Regions from separate parts of the Mus musculus genome. Here all the other regions are linked to region 1. A link is a loop called in an ENCODE intact Hi-C map of the cell type or tissue named here. Cell type or tissue: gastrocnemius. All regions are shown on one strand. Region 1 has its middle 77 kb from the start of Gm25830. Region 2 holds the start of Gm39178 (a long non-coding RNA gene). Region 3 overlaps Gm32923 (a long non-coding RNA gene).

Region 1 (4,000 bases):
TTTAACTAAAATCATTTTTCATTGTTTCACTCACCCCTGCACACCATGCCTTAATTATCTCTGTGTGGCTTTCCTTACATCTGGTGACACTGGTTGCTTGGGGATGTCTTTAGTCTCAAGGGGGTCACCGTCACTGTGAAGAGCTTCCTTGCCTATGTCTGTCCTTCATGCTTGAGTGTTTGGTTTTCCCTTTCTTACATCCTTGGCCCAATCCAGCTGGAAAAGTCAGATGTGACCCACCCAGAATCTCACCATGCCTGCACCAGCACTGTCATCGCCGTTTCTAGACTTTGTGAGCTCTAAATTGGGTGACAGCATTGCCTTCCCTATACATGTTGTGAATTATACCTTATTTTCAGCCTGACAGTCTAGGGAATTTTTTTTAAAAAAGAGATATGCTGAATCACCTTTTACTTTTTTCCTGCGGTAGAGGGCTCTTAGAGGCAACCACAGGGTCTTTGAACGTTCTCTTCTGATACCCATGTCATTCGTTTTCACTGTTGCCAAGTCTTTGCCACCATGTCACCTTTTTGATGAAGCTTCTCTGTAACACCTTACAGCCTCGCCTCATGTTCTGTCTTGTATTCCCAATTCCTTATAGCACTCCTCCCCCCTGTCTCAACCTAGTCAAGTTTCATTTATTTCTTGACACAACACATATACAGCTCACATGCACACAGTAGGTAGGATACACACCTTGACTTCACAACAGCACCAGGCTGCACTTCCGGTTATCGTACAGCAGGGGCAAGGTGTACATCCAGACACTTCATACAAGTTAAAAGGTGGCTACACCATGACCTAGGGTAGCAAAGGCAAGACTCGGACCTACTGTCTGGACCACTTGTGTCTGCTTGCTCTCTTTTATTTTGTAATGTGTACTGTTTTCTTCTGTACTCATGATCCATCATGGCCATTTACTGAGTTCCCACATATGTCCTAGACTGGATAGAGATGTCCATGCTGTAGGAAGATTTTCAGCACATATTAAGCAGCCAGGAGATAAGCAATTGAGCCAACGATTTGAGAGAAGTTAAGTACTATGCTCTGTGACATGGGTTATAGAAGTCTCTCCAATGTTGAACACACTGCACTGAGGTAACATGTCTATTTAATTTCGTACAAAAAAGTAAGGTTGAGATCATAAGAAAAAAATTAACTGGGATTATTTGTTTTATATTCCTAAAGGAACAAATCAATTTCACATTCTATATATATATATAAAAAAAGACAGTTTGTATATTCAGGCTATTATTTTTAAATTGGGTGTATTTTCAAATCATCATCATCATCACCATCACCATCACCATCACCATCATCATCATCATCATCACCATCACCATCACCATCATCATCATCATCATCACCATCACCGTCATCACCATCACCATCATCACCATCATCATCATCATCATCCTAATGATGGGTTCCCTGCAGAATCGCTGAACAGCATCTCTAAGAATGCTCAGGTAGAACAGAGAAAACCAGCAACAAGGCAGCTACTCTGTTGAATTCTCATAGCTTTGTGTCGTAGGCAAACACTTGTCTTTATATTTTGAAAGTACTATAGAGGCCAAGGTGTAAGGAGGAGATACTGAGAATATGACTTAAGCCACTGGCATGAAGGACACCAGTTTCAATTTTAACTAACACAATTAAACTACAACCCCAAAAAGGCTACTCTGGGTGAGTTGATTGCCAGCTGTTAGCTTTGGAGGACTTGAAACTAACCATGTTTGCCGCCCACCTTGTGGATACTATGTTTCTTCTCTGCTTCTACCTATGTAGAGAGCGAAAACAGACATTCTCCTTAGCTCAGTTGACATGTCTAGGGTTCTAAACAGCTAAGGTCAATACACACGCGCGCACACACACACACACACACACACACACACACACACACACACACACATTCATACACACACACACACACACACACACACACACACACATATATACATATACACATATATTACATATTTATCTATGTATCTATCTATATCTGTATTTATCATCTATTTATCTATCTATCCAGAAATTAATAAATAGACCATGGGGGAAGTACACAGTCAATTTTGCTGTTGGAGTGTGTTTCGCCTTTTATCACTTTGACGTCCTTCTGTGGCTGCAGGGACCCCTGACTATACGGCGGTGCTGAATTACTAAGCCCTGGCCATTGCTCTTTATTGGGGCTCTTTATTCACACATTGCTGGTCTGTTCTGCAACTTCAAACCTTCAGCAATATTCCCTAGGCAACCAGCCACCTTTTGAGTGAACGGACAGGCTGCAGTGAACTCTAGAGCGCCCTCAAGTGGCTCTTACCAAAAATAAGCTCCGTGGAGCCCTCTCTTTTACAGAGCCCTCTCTGGACTTGTTCTTTACCAGGATTAAGACCACAGCTATATTTTAATGCAAGGAATATACACAGGACGATAGACCCAAGAGGATTTTTTTTATGTGCAGGGAAAGATTATTTTTTTCAGTGTTTTAACTGTGGAGATGTGTCCAAGGTTATCTATCTATTATTATTATCTTTATATGTGCCATACACCCTCATTTTCTCACAGCCCTTATTAACCCATATAAAATAACATTATTTGCATGTCATATTCTAAAAATATAGGTTGACGCAAACAAAATTCCTTTCTGTAGTGGAGGCATACAATGTCCACACCCCTGCCCCCCAAATTAGAACAGTGTACCACTTCTGTTTTAAACTGCAGTGCTACTATGTTCAGCCTTTCCAAAAGCCCTTTCATAAAATTGATAGATTATTTTTCCTAGTAAAGAGCCTTTTATTCTGTGTGCCAGACCTGGTACTCCCGGGTTGAAATATTGTTTTAGCAGTCCCCCCACACCCCCATGTTGGCATTTCACTGCTGAATAAAATTACAAATTGTATATCTGATTCTCCAGGGCACAGAAAAGTCTCAAAGGGCTTGCAATGGGCACAGGAAGAGATATGTTTGTTTGTTATTCTTAAATAGACCTGGTGGGAACCCATGGACCCATGCAAATTTCTATTAGGCTGGATGTTGCATAGAGAAACGAGCATTTTGTGTGAGAGACATGAGTTATAGGCTTGTGTTGGTGCTGGCTACAAAACAGTCCCGTAATTTACTGGTACATAGAGAACGGAGTGTAAGCATGTAACAATAGCTGTCATTTACTGCTTTTTGTCATGAGTTTAATGTACATAAGTTTTAATTATCTTGGCTATTTTGCAAAGTAGGAATGTCCTCATTTTAAACTGGAGAAATGGAAGGATCCGTAGAGATCTGTTTGCCCAACGAATAAGCAATGTGATTAGAATTTGAACACAGGCCTTTCTGCCTTTCCCCACTCCTCAAACCTTTAACCCTCCTGCTCTGGGCTCCCAAGTGGGATCACATCCATCCATTATCACTGCACTTGGCACCGGATCCAGATGAAGTATGCTTTCACAGCGTAGTACGGATGCTTTAGTTGCCATTCTCCATGCTGTGTTGAGATACTTGACAAAACCAAATTAAAGAAGCAAAAAATTATGTTGGCTCACAGCTCGAAGGCACGGTTCATCATGACAGGGTCATGAGACTGTTAATTCTACTGTGCCCCCAGTTGGGACACGAGAGGTGAATCCTGTGCCCAGCTTGCTTTATCTGTTGGTTCAGTTCTGAATCCGAATTCATGGAATGGCGCCCCCTTTCAGTTACAGTGGGTATTACGACTTCAATTACTCTAATCTAGAAACTCCCTCATAGACACGCCTAGTGGTTTGTTTCTTACGTGATTATACATGCTGACAAGCTGACAAATAATATTAATGACCACAAACAATGCACCCCCCCCCCCATGTTACTTTAATTATCTCCATTCTATATTTCCCACCGGTCCAATGACGGCATCAGGTGACTTGGTAGCTTAGAGTCTTTCCAGCCATAACTATCTTGAAATCTAGAATGTAGATCCGGTCTTGTGTGCAGCAAGCAACACATAAAGGTCGTCTTGTTCTATATC
Region 2 (4,000 bases), 370 kb before region 1:
ACTTGAGAGGTTGAAGTTAGAGGATTGTTGTGGGTCTGAGGCCAGCTTGAGCTACACTAAACTCCAAGACAGCTTGAGCTACTGTGTGAATCCTTGTCTCCAAAGCCTTGTTGATATGAGGAAGGAGAGGAAGTGAGAAAGATATGTGCATGTGTGTTCATACATGTGTGTGTGTGTTCATGCATGCGTGTGTGTGTGTGTGTGTGTGTGTGTGTTCATGCATGTGTGTGTGTGTGTGTGTGTGTGCACTTGGAGGTGCTTTTTGTCTCCTACCCTCAGTCTGAAAGACAAACATGCTGGGCTTCCAAACCAGAGATTATTTTCTGCCTTGGGCCTTTGGTGATTTAAAATTGGAACTGTTCCTCTCAAAGACCCACATGATTAATACAGCTGGTGTCAATATTTTCTTGTCTCCTCTTTCTCCCAGGGATTCTTGGAATCCCCATGTTGCTACTGGGGATTCTGTAAGTAACACTTTATTGTGTGTGTTTCGCAGTCTTTGGCATGTGCCTTTGAATAAAGTTTTGGAGAGCCCTCTGTGTGAGTCACTTCTTTGTTAATATTGTTTCCTTTCTGCTTCTTCCTAAGTCTGCCCTTAGTAAGCATACGGGAAGTCCTCACATTAGGAATGAATGGTATCCAAAGCTAATGAAGACTGGCTATGTTCCCCTGTGATAACGGCACATAGGGTGTTGGAGTGGAACAGAAACCTCAGGAAGCCATGTAACCCCATCCGCCACAGCCCAGACTCGAGATGCCTCTTAGGAATCTTGAGCTCTTAATTCCAGCCAAGGAGACACGTCTTCCAGGAGACTCTTCTGTGAGTTGTCTGCTGGCCATGCTTGGAAGAAGTCCCCTGTGATGGTTTAGATGTGCTCAGCCCAGGGAGTGGCACTTTTAGAGGGTGTGGCCCTGTTGGAATGGGCGTGGCCTTGTTGGAGTAGGTGTGGCTCTGTGGATGTGTGTTATAAGTTTCTCATTCTAGTTGCCTGGAAGTCAGTATTCTGCTAGCAGCCTTCAGATGAAGATGTAGAACTCTCAGCTTCTCCAGCACCATGCCTGCCTGGATGCTGCCATGCTCCTGCCTTAATGATAATGGACTGAACCTCTGAACCTGTAAGCCAGCCCCAATTAAATGTTGTCCTTATAAGATTTGACTTGGTCATTGTGTCTGTTCACAGCAGTAAAACCCTAACTAAGACATCCCCTGAATATTCACTGACGAGCTACAAATGATCCAAAGAAGGACAATAGAAGTCCTGGAGGCTGGGAGTCTGAGAACAGAGATGTGGAATCAGCTACTATCTTTTCTAGAATCAGAAGAAAAGCAGCTTACCTTTCTCTTCATATTTCTGGACTATCTGACTTCTTGTTCTGAACTGGGTATTCATGCCAATTTCCTGCCAAATTGATATCTGTTTTCAATTTGCAAAAGTTACTCACTTATACAAATATTTTTTGAAGATTTATATTTATTTTTAATTAGCATGAGTTCTTTGTCTGCATGCATGTCTGTATACTACTTGTGTGCCTGGTGTTTCCTGAGGTCAGAAGAGGGCGCTGGATCCCCAGGAACTGGAAATACAGATGGTTGTGAGTTATATCATGCGAGTGTTGGGAATTGAACCCAGGTCCTGTGCAAGAACAAATGTTGGTCATGGTAAGCCATCTTTCTAACCCTATTATATATATCTTCTCTATGTTCACAAGTTAGAGATATATCTTCTTTAATATAATGACTTTATTTGGGGGGTACTGTAATTCATATGCAAATTGATTTAAATAAATAACATCATCTAAGCACATGTTCCCTCTAATTAGGGGGTATACACATGGCTTCCAGAGCAGTCTCTATGGACACACAATCCCTTCCTTCTGGCCACCTCTGTTATAACCACTGTGGAATAAAAGTGGCCCCTGTTTCTTCTTTTCCTGAAGCTAAGAAGAGCTACGTAGCTAGCAGAGTTCTGAGTAAGGGAGTTGCTAGAAGTCTCCGGGGAGTGAAGAGGAACCGTCCAATGTGCAGAACAAGACACATCCCTCTGCATCCACAGCCCTTTCAGCAGGGATACGGAGGAGAAGCAACCACTTAGGGGAACAGCAGGGTAAGAGCCACCGTGCTAAGACTGGCAGGGACAATGGTGGGACCCTGGCTCCTGGGTGACAGGTTTGATCCTTGGACCATTGGCCCTTCTGATTCCTTGTGAGAAAATAATCGCTTTAGGCATCTCAGCCACTGTATTTGAAACTTTCTGGTACCCATGGCCCAAGCCATCCATGTGCTACCCTCACTCGCAAATTCATGTCTAGGATTCTTGCTGCCCCCCCCCCCCACCACATTTGTTTTTAATCTGTCTTAATTTATTTTTGACTATGTTGAGAGATATGGGTCCAATTTTATATTCTTCCAGATGGATAACCAGTTGTGCTAGCACCATTTATCAAATCCCACAGAATTAGGATTTTTTTTGTTTGTGTTAAGTTTCCCTATATCCGAGGGTCTATTTCTATGATGTAATTCTAGGACACTGATCTACTTCTTCGTATTGATTCCAATACCACATAGATGTGATGCACCACTTCAGACTATATTAGATGGTATTCACCAGGGCCCTTTCAACCTCACTACTCACTTTCGTATGTTTTGGGGCTAATTTCAGACTTTTATTCTTCTAAATGAATTTAAAAAAATCATTTATTTGAATTTAAAATAGACCAAACTCACTGGGCTATCACTCAATGGCTTTCACGTCTGTGAGTTCATTTTGTGAGAACCACTTTGTTTTTCCAGATTGACAGTTGATCTTACTTTGCTGTTCAGTCATATTTTTAAAGATTTTATTTCTTTATATATGTATATGATGAGTACACTGTCGTTGTCTTCAGACACACCAGAAGAGGGCATCAGATCCCATTGCAGATGGTTGTGAGCCACCATGTGGTTGCTGGGAATTGAACTCAGGACCTCTGGAAAAGCAGTCAATGCTCTTAACCATTGAGCCATCTCTCCAGTCCTGTACAGCCATAGTTTATGAAGATCTTCATATCAGGCTCCATGTCATTCCCATAAGATTACTCCCAAGAGTTCTATAGTGGTAGCAGCCATTAGGACACACAGGCTTTACTTCCAAATGTAGCCAATAATCAATTCTTATGATCGCTTACTAATAACAGTAGATACTATGCACCAGACATTGTTTCTGGTGGTCCACATGTTTGCACTTGCAGGTAACATCTACATGTAAGAAAACACTTATTAATCTAAGAACATTAGAGGCTGAGATAGTGCTGTGAGTTCAAGGTCAATATGGCCCCTATAGTGAGTTCAAGACTAGCCCGGGCTCTATGGTGAAAGTTGTTTTTCAAAACAAAAAACGAACAAATAAAACGAGAGACAAAGGCACGACAAACAAAGCACAGAAGAAAGAAGATTGAAGCAGAAGAAAATTAAGTAGTTATTCCAAGCAAGCTCTTTAGCTAAGATAAAAAATCTGCCACACAGATAATGGATGGCCAAGCTGATTCAAACGTGTCACCAGGACTGGAAGTCTATGCTTCCAACTTCTATATAAATAATACCTATGTTGTCTATATATTAGTCTTGCATTCATTACATGCCAAACTGCACTTCAGATTCTATCTTTGTTCTCTGCAGGCTCGTGGTTTTATATGCATAGAACCACATATTTAAAAAACCCGAAATATACCTCCACTATTTTTCCACTTATTGTAGATACCAAAAAAAAGAAAGAAAGAAAAAACCAAACCAACCAACCAAACAAACAAAACAATTAAAATAATTTTGACTAGCAATCTGGGATTAGGTCAATTGTTTATAAGCTACCGATTTGAAATGAAATAGCCTAGTATCTCACTATCTAGAGTGCTGTTTTAATGTTTAAAAGATCATCTTAAATATAATGTATTTGCATAAATATGTTTAATGGGTTCTTTCTTGTTTTTGACTTAGTAAGCTTTATTGTTTTTAAAAGAATGGCTT
Region 3 (4,000 bases), 810 kb before region 1:
TCAGCTATTGGCGCAGCTAGAAACTCTCCCAGAGATGCTGAAAGGCATCAAGCAAGAATTATCCCGAAGTCTTCGTTCTAACTTTTCTGCTCACCTTCTTTTTCACTCTGCGCATGTGCGCATGCACGCACGCACACGCGCACCCACACACGCACGCATGCGCACACACAGCTTAAGGGATGTACAGAGCAGCCCACTTTAAAGATGGAGAAAACTGACTGAAAACAAGTGGCTGCCTTCAGCCAGGCAAAGCGGAGACTGAATGGGTCTTTTCTGCTCCGGCCTGCTCCCAGTTCCACCGCCTCTCCAGGGACCTTCTAAAGTTTGATTAACTAGAGTGCTAATTGGCGGAGGCTGCAGACAGAGCCCGAGTATGGCAAGGCTAGTCGTGTTTTCTTTGATTTACAAGAGCCAGGCAAGGCTACGTCCACAGTTTAATGAGCGGGAAGTAATTGGGGACCTGTTGCCTTCAAAGAGCCCCGAGCCGGAGCCCGCCTCCCCTGCCTTTACTACTGGCATAGAACACCGCCTCTAGGTGTGACTGTGGGTGGGTAGGGCTCTGGGAGGGAGAGTGGGGACCTCCGAATCTGGAATGCTGTCAGTTTGTACTTAGGAGGCGGCAACTTTGGGTTTTAGGACTGGTTTAGGACTGCCAGCCACCAAAGAGAGCTGCAGCTGTCACAGAAGGAAGAGGTGGCATGTGGGGGACCCCCTTGTACTTTGGCAGAGGCCAGGTGAGGGAAGCCAGCTCTTGCTTTAGCACCAGGGAAAAGCAAAGACTGAAGACCAGGACTGATAGGCCTTCTAATCCAGCTGCAGAACCTGGCTCTCCGTGCTCTGGGTGTGTGTATGTGTGCCGCTGGGGGTGTCCTCTCCCTGGGACTCCAGCTCCCAGGAGCACCCGAGGGAGCCTTCCCGGAGAACGGTGAAGATAGGAACTTGGACATACTTGGCTCATGTAGAAGAGTGTTGTTCCCTCCCCTCCTCCTCCCACGGACAGCCTGCCTGTCTGGCCTGGCGGTTCTGTCACGGAAGGGCAAGATGCTCGTTCAGTCCGGACATCTAGCGGTCCACTTTTATCTTCTCATGAGGTGTAGGGTTCTGATCTCATCTTGTCTGCCATGATATTTTGACTTCCTATGTGATCTCTAGCCCCCCTTTTTTTAATCTCAGAGAGAAAGTGGGGAAATGGGTCTACTTATTTGGGTCCCCAAAGGAGCCTCCAGAAATGTCACTAGATTCTACCTAGCCAGGGACGGTTTCTTAAGGTAGGTACATGCTGTCACTTAAAATCAGCATGTACTGGCTTCTCTGTGTGACAACCCAGGAAAGAAAGGTTGAAAGTCCATTTTTTTTTTTTTTCTCACCCTGGCAAATGAGGCCAAGCTGTGGAAGGGAGGGGCTGGGGGCAGGAAGGATTTTTTTTTTTTCAGGCTGCCTGTCATTCTCGCACTTTCTGTGAGAGCCTAGCTTGGGCAGAAATAAAAATGCCACTCTGAATTTAAATAATCTGTCCTTCTGGGAAAGTCTTCGCGGCGACAGGGCTGTTAACATGGAAAGTAAAAAGTAAACAATGTATTTCAGCAATCAGTGTTCTGAGTGGGCTGCGGGACTCAGACAGCCTGCGGACAACTCCTGGGAGGAAGGGCCCTCTTATGATCTGCCAGGCGAGAGGAACATGGATTGACAGAACTTCTGCAGGCGCATGCGGTCGGGAAAAATCTTATGGGAGTAAGGATTGCAAGGACCAAGCTTCAGTGAGGCGGTGCATGAAGCAGAAGGAATCGCTTTATGTGTGGAAGTCTACGGGCAGAACAGAATGGGACCAGAGAGGATCGTTTGAATTGGCCCATCCAGAGCCGGGTAGATGGAGATCTTAAGTCTCCCTTTGTTTTTGTGTTTTGTTTTGTTTCTGGTTCGGGACATTGCTGCCACTTTAGCGTAGACGTCGACAGCTAAGACGCCCATCGCTAGGGGGCGCAAGAGCCCTTCATGAAAGTGCCTCGCAGCCACCATGACCCAGACACAGGTCTCTGCTGAGGCTCACTCCTCAAGGGTGTCACCAGATGTTGAGACAGGATCTTACTCCTCCAAAAAGCCAGAGTCCTGAAAACTGAGGACAGACTTGTAGAAAGATTGTCACTCCCTTCCCTATTTCTTGTGAGCCGTGCTGCTCGGACCACTCAACGTCTCCCTCTATGTGCTTTGCAGAATTGCGTTTCAGCGATGGAGAATAATGCTTAAATCTCAAGCCTGACCTTGGAGATAATGTCACAGCTGAAGTGAGACTTTGAAACCTGCTTGCTCATAACCTTTTGTCAATAAGTTGGAGATGAAAGACTCTCCTTCCCTGTGATATCCTCAACTGTCAAAATCACCTGGCTTATCAATGGACCAGCATGGCTTTCCCCCTAAGGTGAAGAAAAGCAGACACAATGTTTTTTTTTTTTTAAATGGTTACAACCCAGGCAGCTCTTGCTGGGGTCATTTCAGAAAGAGAGAATTAAGGGAGAGAAAAGGGGAGGATGTAGAGGCAGGAGGACCTGGGAACGACTTTTAAGGAGTTAATTTCTGAACTTGGCACAATAGGCTTCCCGTCCGTTTATCTGGGAGGGAATGTTGGGATGAAGTGGATCTTCACCAAAACTGTTGCTAGTCACCTCGTGACAAGAACCTGAGGTGGAAGAGCTCAGAGTTCCGATGAGCAGGTCTCTTTTCAGCTCAGGTCACTTTCCCTCCCTGGGTGTTTACACTCCCCTCACCTTGACAGCGTTAAGTTTCGAGAAGCTTTCGGAATGCCTTTCCACTCAGAGGACCGGTTGTAAATCGCGTCCATTCTATGCAGCGAGAGCGATGCTGTCATATGGACATAGCCATTGCTGGTGGGATTCAGGAAATGTCTGCACATGTAAAAAGAATGTGATCTCCCTTCCTAATGCAGGTGGATGCCAGGGGCCACATACAAGTCATCCTATAGGCAGGAAGACTGCAACTGAGCCACTCTCTTGCCCTAGAACTAACAATTTATACTTCTAATTTTAATTTTCCTCTGCTTAGATCCCGGAAGGATTTATTAAATTTGCTTTGTTGAGCCCATTATCTCTAAACTGAATAATGATGTTACTTTTAAGCTCAGCACCAGTCTGTGGTAAATTCTCTATACACAAGGCTCTAGGACTCCTGTAGTGCTCTATGTCAGAATTTTAAGTTGGTTCATTAATGAAAAGGTTTGCTCGATCTACCTAAAAGTTATTAGTAATTAACTGACATCAAGAGACCATTGCTTGTAGAGGTGGTAACAGACGAGAAAAGTGGTAAGAGGATTTTTCATTCTGGGGGCTTGGATCAGAGGGCAGAACACTCTAGCAGCCTTGTCACTACCGTTTTGGAACTTGGGTTCACCCTGTGGTTAAGGTGAGTAGGGATATATAAACAATGTGTCACCTTTCTCCATGACCTTGGTAGGATGACAAAGTCAAAGGAGAGGCTTATGGAAAAATCTCTAATCCCTCCTTTGGATATGATGGGCACTCATTAGCATTGCATGGATGACTTCTTTCCATAGACGAGGGAGCCAAGAAGCTAGAAATATTGGCAGATAGACAGGGACATAAAGCCCATGTCTTGTGACTTATGCAAACACAGCAGGTAGTACCACCAGAGCCGTCTGGGGTGAAGCTATCGCGGCAGGAAAGCTAACTCCCTGATAGAGAGTCTTTGCTCATTTTGGCTTGAACCCCATCCATACTTGGATAACTTGCTCAAATTTCTCTACGTTCTTTCTCCCTCACCTAGAATTTACTGCGCGCTGCGGACTGGAGCTGCAGGCGGAGCTCACTTGTCTTCAGGACAGTGTGATGGCGTTACCTGTGGAAGGGGTATGACCCTGCCAGGCTGCCCTTCAAGGCTCTCGAGGGGGAGGTCCTGCCTCGCTCTGCAGGAGCCTGGATAGCATCCGTGTCACCTGGGTTGGGTGGTGGCATTTCATGGGTGGGCTGTG

Evidence for each region. Peaks named below come from ENCODE experiments on the same cell type or tissue, not always from the same donor. Only the 100,000 strongest peaks of a DNase experiment are listed, where the experiment ranks them.
Region 2: it touches region 1 in a loop (2.3-fold over the local background); 2 of 42 quality-filtered maps call a loop at or near these places.
Region 3: it touches region 1 in a loop (5-fold over the local background); 11 of 42 quality-filtered maps call a loop at or near these places.

What each region holds. Positions count from the first base shown.
Region 1 is chr8:49,033,434-49,037,433 of GRCm38, forward strand. It overlaps a transcript of Tenm3 not described here. Among named protein-coding and RNA genes, the nearest start is that of Gm25830, 77 kb to the left of the region's middle. In gastrocnemius, CTCF peaks have their summits at 2,308 (motif pointing left) and 3,688; a DNase peak (open chromatin) is centred at 2,295.
Region 2 is chr8:48,659,229-48,663,228 of GRCm38, forward strand. All of the region lies in intron 1 of Tenm3 (teneurin transmembrane protein 3), which reads right to left. It overlaps Gm39178 (a long non-coding RNA gene), which reads left to right and starts at 1,576. Exons shown (of 2, transcript XR_001778778.2): 1 at 1,576-2,105. In gastrocnemius, a CTCF peak has its summit at 1,543 (motif pointing right); no DNase peak of the experiment used is centred here.
Region 3 is chr8:48,220,564-48,224,563 of GRCm38, forward strand. Gm32923 (a long non-coding RNA gene) reads left to right here. Exons shown (of 3, transcript XR_870430.3): 1 at 1-2,416; 2 at 3,796-3,878. Among named protein-coding and RNA genes, the nearest start is that of Gm32923, 2.5 kb to the left of the region's middle. In gastrocnemius, a CTCF peak has its summit at 1,968; DNase peaks (open chromatin) are centred at 874, 1,711, 1,981 and 3,938; H3K4me3 peaks cover 634 bases; H3K27ac peaks cover 390 bases.